Linked DNA regions of Homo sapiens: region 1 is linked to region 2. A link is an interaction called in ENCODE POLR2A ChIA-PET data of the cell type or tissue named here. Cell type or tissue: A673. All regions are shown on one strand.

Evidence for each region. Peaks named below come from ENCODE experiments on the same cell type or tissue, not always from the same donor. Only the 100,000 strongest peaks of a DNase experiment are listed, where the experiment ranks them.
Region 1: POLR2A ChIA-PET joins it to region 2 with 5 read pairs; 1 of 35 experiments calls an interaction of 5 or more read pairs at or near these places.

What each region holds. Positions count from the first base shown.
Region 1 is chr19:7,916,485-7,920,484 of GRCh38, reverse strand. TGFBR3L (transforming growth factor beta receptor 3 like) reads right to left here. Exons shown (of 7, transcript NM_001419781.1): 2 at 3,942-4,000; 3 at 3,543-3,863; 4 at 2,886-3,012; 5 at 2,626-2,784; 6 at 2,356-2,428; 7 at 1,388-1,568. The coding sequence ends at 2,361. SNAPC2 (small nuclear RNA activating complex polypeptide 2) reads right to left here and starts at 147. Exons shown (of 5, transcript NM_003083.4): 1 at 1-147. The coding sequence starts at 118. RefSeq lists silencers at 1-97, 2,360-2,429, 2,550-2,639, 2,700-2,799, 3,704-3,753 and enhancers at 620-1,119, 1,795-2,670, 2,671-3,547. In A673, a CTCF peak has its summit at 2,494 (motif pointing left); DNase peaks (open chromatin) are centred at 194, 2,484 and 3,614; H3K4me3 peaks cover 2,367 bases; H3K27ac peaks cover 2,109 bases; H3K27me3 peaks cover 404 bases.
Region 2 is chr19:6,269,009-6,273,008 of GRCh38, reverse strand. It overlaps MLLT1 (MLLT1 super elongation complex subunit), which reads left to right. Exons shown (of 12, transcript NM_005934.4): 2 at 2,250-2,430. Among named protein-coding and RNA genes, the nearest start is that of MLLT1, 9.0 kb to the left of the region's middle. In A673, a CTCF peak has its summit at 1,698 (motif pointing right); no DNase peak of the experiment used is centred here; H3K27ac peaks cover 709 bases.

The sequences.
Region 1 (4,000 bases), 1.6 Mb before region 2:
GCCGCGCCTGCAGGAGTCGCACTAGCTGCCGCTTCTCGCGAGCGCTCCAGGTCGCGGGACCGGTCACCTCGCCCAGATAGCGCGCCGGGGCCGCTCGCCGCCTGGGAGGTGGCTTCATGCCGCTCAGAAAGAGGCAGGCGCTGTAAGGTCGCTTCTCCGATGGGCGGAGCTACGGGGGCCGCCGAGGTCAGAAAGAACCGCGCGGAGGCGGACGCGCGTGGGGGCGTGGCTTCGCGTTTGGAGGCCCGGGGAACCGCCCCAATGGAAGTGAAGGGGAGATCGGCACCGGAACTGGGGCGGGGCGAAGGAGACCCTCAGCCTGCACTTTATCTCATTCATGAAGTGGAGACGACACCTTGGATCCCATGCCCTCCCTCTGTTGCTGGACTAACTCATGAAGCTACTACTGTGTGCTTTGCTTCTCGCAGAGGGGTGGGTTCTGGCCGAAAGGTCAAGTCCGAAGATCCAGTCGGTCAAGAGCCTGGGCTCTGGGGTCAGACAGGCCTGGGGACTTTGGGCAAGTGATTTAGCCTTGCCGAGCCTCAGTTTCCTCCTCTGTAGACTGGGGCTGATAGTCCCACTCTTGTCTGTGTAAGGTAGAGTGGAGCTCGGGCAGGAGGGATTTAAGGAGCTCTAGACTAGACTGACAATCTAAGAGGAGGGCGAAGTCCAGACCAGGAGGGAACTGGAGCAGAGGCAGAAGGTCGAAGCGGAGCTAGGGCAGGGTCCGGGCGGGGGTAATGGAGAGCGGAGAAGGCCTGGCTTGAGAAAGATCGCAGGAGGCAGATGGGCAGGTGTCCGGGTAAGGAGAGGAGGGAGGGGGAAGGTTTATTTTAAACTTACGCTTGTGGGGTTGGGTGCCGCTTTTTTTTTTTTTTTAGACAGATTTTTGCTCTTGTTGCCCAGGCTGCAGTGCAATGGCGCGATCTCGGCTCACTGCAACCTCTGCCTCCTGGGTTCAAGCGATTCTCCTGCCTCAGCCTCCCCAGCAGCTGGGATTATAAGCACGCGCCACTACGCCCTGCTAATTCTTTTTTTGTTACTTTTTTTAGTAGGGACGGGGTTTCACCATGTCGGCCACGCTGGTCTGGAACTCCTGACCTCAAGTGATCCACCCACCTCGGCCTCCCAATGTGCTGGGATTACAGGCGGGAGCCACCGCGCCCGGCCGGGTGTCGCTTTCTGTTTGAGACAAAACGCCCTACAGTCTCCCATGGCCTGGGAGTGCACACGGGTATATGGGCATATGGGCCCCGTCCCCAGGCTCCACCCCTGTAAGTCACGATTTCTCAGGAATACCCCCCAAGTCCTGCTCCCAGCTTTCTCCCCAAGCCTCCCCACCTATCCCCCACCCCGCACGTTGCGCGCTCACTGACTGCACCAGAACTTAGCCGGTCAGTCCAGAGGTTTATTTTGAGCACAGGTGGGAGGGACAGGGGGAGGAGAGAAGCGCAGGGGTCGTGGCCTCATCAGGTCCGAGGTCCAGGGAGGCGGGTCCGGTCCTGTTGGTCCTGGTCCCGAATTGGTAGCTGGGTGTATCTCCGGACCATGTTGGGGGCGCACCATCCCTGGGAGGGGTGGCTGAGGCTCAGCGAGGGAGGGGACGCTACGCGGGCCACCTCCCTTCCCAGCAGACCACTAGCCTCTTCCATCGGTCTGCATGCCGGGGTGAGAGTGGGAGCCGGGTCCGAATGCTGAGTTCTCCTCGCCTAGTGCCTCTCCTCACCTAATGCCCCTGGCTCGACCCAAAGCCCGCGCCTGCCGCGGGTGACCCACTGCCTGAGTTCGAATCCAAGCTCCACCCAGTATTGTGACTTTTGACAAGTTACTTAATTCAGAGAATGCCTCATCATTCTCGTCTCTAAAATGGGGATTATAATAGTGTCCGCCTAGAGGTTAAGGGGATTAAGTTAGTTCATAGGCGTAAAACATTTACAACAGTGCCTGGAGGCTGGGCGCAGTGGCTCACGCCTGTAATCTCAGCACTTTGGGAGACCGAAGCGGTAGGATCACCTGAGGTCGGGTGTGCGAGACCAGCCTGACCAACATGGAGAAACCCCGTCTCTACTAAAAATACAAAATTAGCCGGGTGTGGTGGCGCATGCCTGTAATCCCAGCTACTCAGGAGGCTGAGGTAGGAGAATCGCTTGAACCCGGGAGGCAGAGGTTGCGGTGAGCCGAGATCGCGCCATTGCACTCCCGCCTGGGCAACAAGAGCGAAACTCCGTCTCAAAAAACAAACAAACAAACAAACAAACAAACAAAAAAACCACAGTGCCTGGCACGAACTAAGCGCTAGGAAGCGTCACTGTCAGATCTCCTACCTCACCCAGCTCCCTCCACCTCCATACCTACCTTCCTCACTGGGACCTCCTGGGCTGGGGACCGCTGGGCGAGGCTCTCGCGGGCGGGCCAGGGGCGTGGGGCGCTGGAAGGGAGAGGCGAGCTGCAGAAGGGCTGCTGCGCGCCACGCCAGGCTAAGGGCGGCCCCTGGGGGCTGCTGCGGGCATCGCGGAGGCAGGCCTAGCTAGGGTTGATCAGGCCCCGCAGGCGGGATCGCGGCCGCCCCGGGTCCCGACGCGCGGGATTAGACTGGGGGCCCGGCTTGGCGGAGGTCGTCGGTACCTGAGTGCGCACAGACGAGACCCAGCCCGGCGGCCAGCGCGGCGCCCAGCACGAAGGCTGCCAACACCAGCGCCACCACCGGCGCGGGTTCCAGGGCCGCGGGGGCCGGCGCGGGAGGCTCAGGGCGCACTGCACGGCCGGGGACACTCTTGGGCGGCCCTGTGGGAAGTGCCACGCTGAGACTGGGTCCAGCTCCCAGGCGTCCTTCCCACCCGCTCTGCCGCCCCACGGCCCCATGCGGAGGAGGACTGCGTGCTCACTGGGGGGCGGCCGCGGCACGGTGACCACGATAGGCTGCGTCAGCGTGTGCAGGTGGGGGCCGTCAGCAGCCAGGCCCTCGGCGCTGCCACTGCCAGTGTCGGCGCACGCCTCGTCCTGAGGCAGACACTGGGGGAGAGGAAGGTGGGGAAGAGACGGGGACATCAGGGCACCGGGATCGTGGCTCTGGTCCCCAGGGCCCCCAAGAGAGACCTGAGTCCAGCTCTCCACCACAGCCAAGATGGGACCCCTGGAAATCCGGCCCCTTAGGGTGCCCTGAGCCCAGCCCCTACGCATACAAGTGGCTAGCCGCCCAGCCCCTAAGGACCCCAAATCCCAGCCCCACAAGATCGCATGGTCCGCGTCTCCCAGCACCTAGCATGTGAGGCCCAGCACCAGGTTCCCAGAAATGTGTCCCCTTAGTGGCCTTCTGCATCCAACCCCCAGCCCTGAAGGATTCCAGAGCTGTCCATGGGGGAACCCAGTGTCCACACTGTCCCCGGAGAAACTCTGTCGGCAGAGATGGACCCTTGCGCCCCACCTCCCCCAACCCCCAGATCCTCAGACCCCGAGAGTATCCTCTTTCCACTGCCAGAGTCGCCCGTGCCCAGCCCCCGAAGGGCCCCAGCGCCCGGATTCCAGGCTCTGCGCCCGCGCACCCGCGATGGCGGCGGCGGCGGCGGCGGCGTCAGAGGCGCAGGCGCCCGGCGGACTCCCCGGAGGCGGCGGCAGCGGCTCAGCTGGCAGTGCAGGAACTGCACCGAGGCGTTGAAGACCGGGCGCAGGCGGAAGCTGAAACGCGCGGGGCGGGCGGCACCCGGGCTCGGCGGCGGCGGTGGCGGGAAGGCGACAGAGGTGTCGGCGGGGCAGCCCTCACGCAGCAGAGCCAGGGCGGGCCCCGGGGCCGGGCGTGAGGACGGCGTCACTGAGCAGCGGTGCAGGGCCAGGCCCCAGCGCGGGGAGGGACGGGCCAAGGCCGCCTGGGGGACGGAGGCGCCATCAGGGATCGCCCGTCCCCACCGGCCCCCATCCGCCCCTGGTGTCCCCGGGGTCCCCACCTGCACGAACACGCGGCTGTCGGCCGGGACCTCGAGCGGCCCCGCGCGGCGAGGAAAGA
Region 2 (4,000 bases):
CCAAGGGAATCCCCTCTGCCCCCTTTCCTTTTAAAAATTAATTTTTAGTTGACAAATAAAAATTGTACATCTGTATCATGTACATGTTTCAGTTTACTTTTTAAGTTGCCAAATAGAAATTGCACGCCTCCGCCTCATTTCTTATACCTGGCTTGCTGTGCGCACAGACCCTCAGCCTCTCTGGCCAGTTCTTCCACATGCTGGAACTGGCCTGTCCTTATCTGCCACCATGGCCCTGCCGTCTCCAAAAGCAGCATTTAGAACTCCCTGACCTGAGAGGCTCTCTGGTTTAATTAATCCAGCATCGTCCAGGCCTCCTGTCCCGTGGTTTCAAGATAGAGGCTAAGAGGACGAACAAGATGTAGTCCCTGCTCTCAGAGAGTTCACAGGGGCCCTGGGGGCTGCGTCAGCAACCCAGGAGCGGGGGATGGGATGAAGGGGCTCCCGTGGAGCTGTCCACAGGCTTCTGTGGGGACTCAAGGTTGGTCTCCAGCGTGGCTACCAGAAAGGGCCCTGGACAGGGCAGCGTGTGAGCCAGGACTTGAGATGAGTAGGGTTTTGAAACGAGCTTAGGGCACCCAGGCTGCGGCACTAGAAGAGATGAAGAGAGATAGGGTGGCTGTTCCTGGTGTGTCTGGGGCTGGCTGTAGGATTGAGCTGGAATGTGCGCGTTTCCTGCATTTCCTCAGTTCTGGGACTCTGAGATACCAGGACAGCGCCACCAACTCAGGAGCAGCTTCTGTGTCTGTGTGTGCACGTGTGCGCCTGTGTGCAGGCTGGACTCTGACTTCAAAAGGGTTAGGACATGAAAAGAGACGAGCGTCTCAGACTTGAGGAAATACACGCGTGGAAGACGTGCGCGGGGCTCGGGCTTCCTTCTGAGGGAGTGACAAGCCGTGGAAAGCTTTAACATGGCGGGCGGGGGTGGGGGCGATAGGATCTGCCTGCCCCAGCGGCTCCATCGCGTGACAACTGAGAGCTCAGAGGGGGACGGAGAGGGAGGGAAGCCGGCCAGGCGCCGGGGCACTCAGCCAGGTGGCGGGGTCTGAACGGGGCCTCGAAATGCCAAAGAAGAGACAGGTACTGGAGGGATTGCAGCCACTGGGACACACCTGGCCAGTTGCCGAGCGATGGCGTGGAAAGGCGCAGATGGGAGCTGTCTGGTCTGGGGCCCGGGAGGGCGGCTCTGTCAGGGGAGGGTGTGGGACTCAGGCCATGGTCTGGCTGGCTCCCGGCTATCTCAGCACTTAGAAGCAAGTGTGCGCTTGGCTGCTGCTTTATTTTGTAACATTCTTGTATTTGATAGCGGGTGTCAGGGCCGTATCTGTGAAAAGTCTGGGGAGGTTTTTACAAAGCAGGGTGGATATTTACTGTAGGTTCCCTGTTGGTGGTTTTGGCCAACCTAGGTATGAAGAGTGCTTTGAAGGCATGCAACTTTGTGTTCAGTGGCATGGAACTGGCCTGAGCTGCCTTGTATTTCAGAGCAAAGTGTCAGACACGACATGTGCTCAGCGGAGGGAGCTGGGCTGCCCAGGCCACGGGTCCACCTGGGACCGGTCACCAGGGGGCCGCAGGCTGGCCTCTGCCTTCTTCTTGGGAACCTCCCATTCTGCTTTTGAAACTGAAAGCCAGTGTTGTAGCTGATGACTTAGGGAAAGGAGAGGGGCCTCCGGGAGGCGCTGTGATGCGTGCTTGGGAATGAAAATGCTGGAGTCAACAAGCTTAGGTGGCAGAGACACCGACAGCCATCAGCAAGATGACTTTTGATAGTGAAAGTGCTCGGAAGAGCATCCTCTATGATAGAGTGATGGGAGCGGTGGTGGATGCTTTTGGATCGGTGGTCAGGGGAGGCTTCCCTGCAGAGGGACAGTCAAGCTGAGAGCCCAGTGACAAGAGGCGCCAGTGTGGGAAGTCTCAGGAGCAGAGGATCCTAGGCCAGTGTGGTGGCCCCGAGGCAGGAGTGAGCTGGGCTGAGCTGGGGACCGGTGAGGAGGCTGTGCGGGTGGAATTGAGGATGAGGCGGTGGATGAGAGGAGACACGGGGTCTGTGTGGGAGTACGGAGGGGAGAAGGCACGGGACGTCTGCGGCAAGGTGCTGGCGCGATAGGAAGCCGTCTGTGTGCTGCTCACTGGGTTGAGAGCGTATTGCACTGCTGGGGGTCTTTATCGAAAGTTCTCTGTGGGTAAGGGGACAGTCCCCTGCTTGGAGGCGTGTGCTGACTTCATCTCCCCACCTCTCTCTCCTCCAGTGCACCGTCCAGGTGAGGTTAGAGCTGGGGCATCGCGCCCAACTGCGCAAGAAGCCCACCACGGAGGGGTTCACTCACGACTGGATGGTGTTTGTCCGCGGCCCCGAGCAATGTGACATCCAGCACTTCGTGGAGAAGGTGGTCTTCTGGCTGCACGACAGCTTCCCCAAGCCCAGACGCGGTGAGTGGCCTCAAGCCCTGAGTGCCCACAGCACGGACCCATCTGTCTTCACTCCTCCCAAGGCCAGGCTCCACCCCTCCCTCAGGAGCAGCAGGACCCCTCCAACCATGAGGTTCCAGCTTGCGTCCCTCGGCGTGGGGGCACTGGAGCCGTGTCACCTCCAGCTGTTGAGTTAGTCGTAGGAAGAACCGAAGGAGGTGGTGGCGGTCTGTTGTGTCGTGATTTAGACCCGGGCTCTGGGAAGCAGCCAGGGAGCACAGCCAGGTTGGCATGGGTGGGACAGGTGAAGTCAGCCGGCTGGTGAGTGATCAGGAAGTTGCCGACCGGGCCTATGTTTGTTTGTGTGCCATGTGAAGAATTCCCAATATTTGGGGCAGAAAGAATGCCGGAGCTCATGTCACCACTGTCTTTTCCGTGTCTTCCCTCTCCCTTCAAGCCTCAGGCCGTCATTGATTCAGCACGAGTGCCTCAGTCGTGTATTCTGTCAGCGTCTCCACCTGTGGCGTGGGGGCCCTGGCCTTCCTGGAGGGTGCAGTGTGACGGGGCACAGGCAGGAAGTCACCCAGTTTATGATCAGGGATGCCCTCCTGGGGAAGTGAGCCCTAGGGAAAGGCTGTGGTGGGGAATCGGAGAGTGAGGTGGTGGTCTGGTGAGCGCCATCAGGGCTGGGGCCGCGTCTACTTTTCTTACCGCTGAGTCGCCAGTGTGAAGCCCGGAGCCCGGCACATCACAGGGGTTCGATAAATGCTTCTTGGGTGATGTCTTGATAAAGGAATGAGGGACTTTCTGTAGGAAGCACTTCAGGGTGGGAAGAGCCCTGGCTGGGCTGGTGACCCCTCTACCCTGCAATACGGGGGTCCCGGGAGCTCCAGGGGCCACGGGAGGTGAGCCGTGCACAAGCGTGGGTGTGCTTAGGTTGAAGCAAGAGCTTCCCGGGACCCGGGACCCAGGACCCTGGCCCTGAGCCTGTAAGTGGTTTGCAGCCTAGTGGGGAAGTGATGGGCGTTGACAGCAGTAGAGGCTTGTCATTCTGAAGGGATGCCCACCTGCGATTCCCTCAGCCTGCGGCTTCTCTTTCCCTCTGCATTTCTCCTTTCCTGAGTCTTCACCTTTTCCCCTTTTCCTTCCTCCCTCTCTAAGCCTCTTAGAGGATGGCCGCGGAGGCTCCTGACAGCGGCAGATGTTTATAAACCGCTTCCTAATCGTGGGGACACATGCCATCTATCGAGCACTTCCTGGCCAGCGCTTCGTGCGCAGGATCGCGTTTTCTTCTCGCCACAGCCCTCTTCTGCAGACGGGGAGACGGGTCCAGGGGGCAGGCCGCTACCTGTGCTTAGAGCAGGGTGGGCAGGCTGGCCTGTGGGCTGGGTCTGGCCACTGCCAGTGCAGCCTGTTTTTATTGGTGCACGGCCATGCCCGCCCGCATAGGTGTTGCCTGTGGCTGCTTTTGTGCCACGTTGGCAGAGCAGGAGCCTGGCTGCCCCTCCTGCACCAGGCCCTCTTTCCTTTCTCTGGTGGCATCCACTCCACTTCTTCACCAACCCCCTCACCCCTCCCCTTTTCTCTGTCC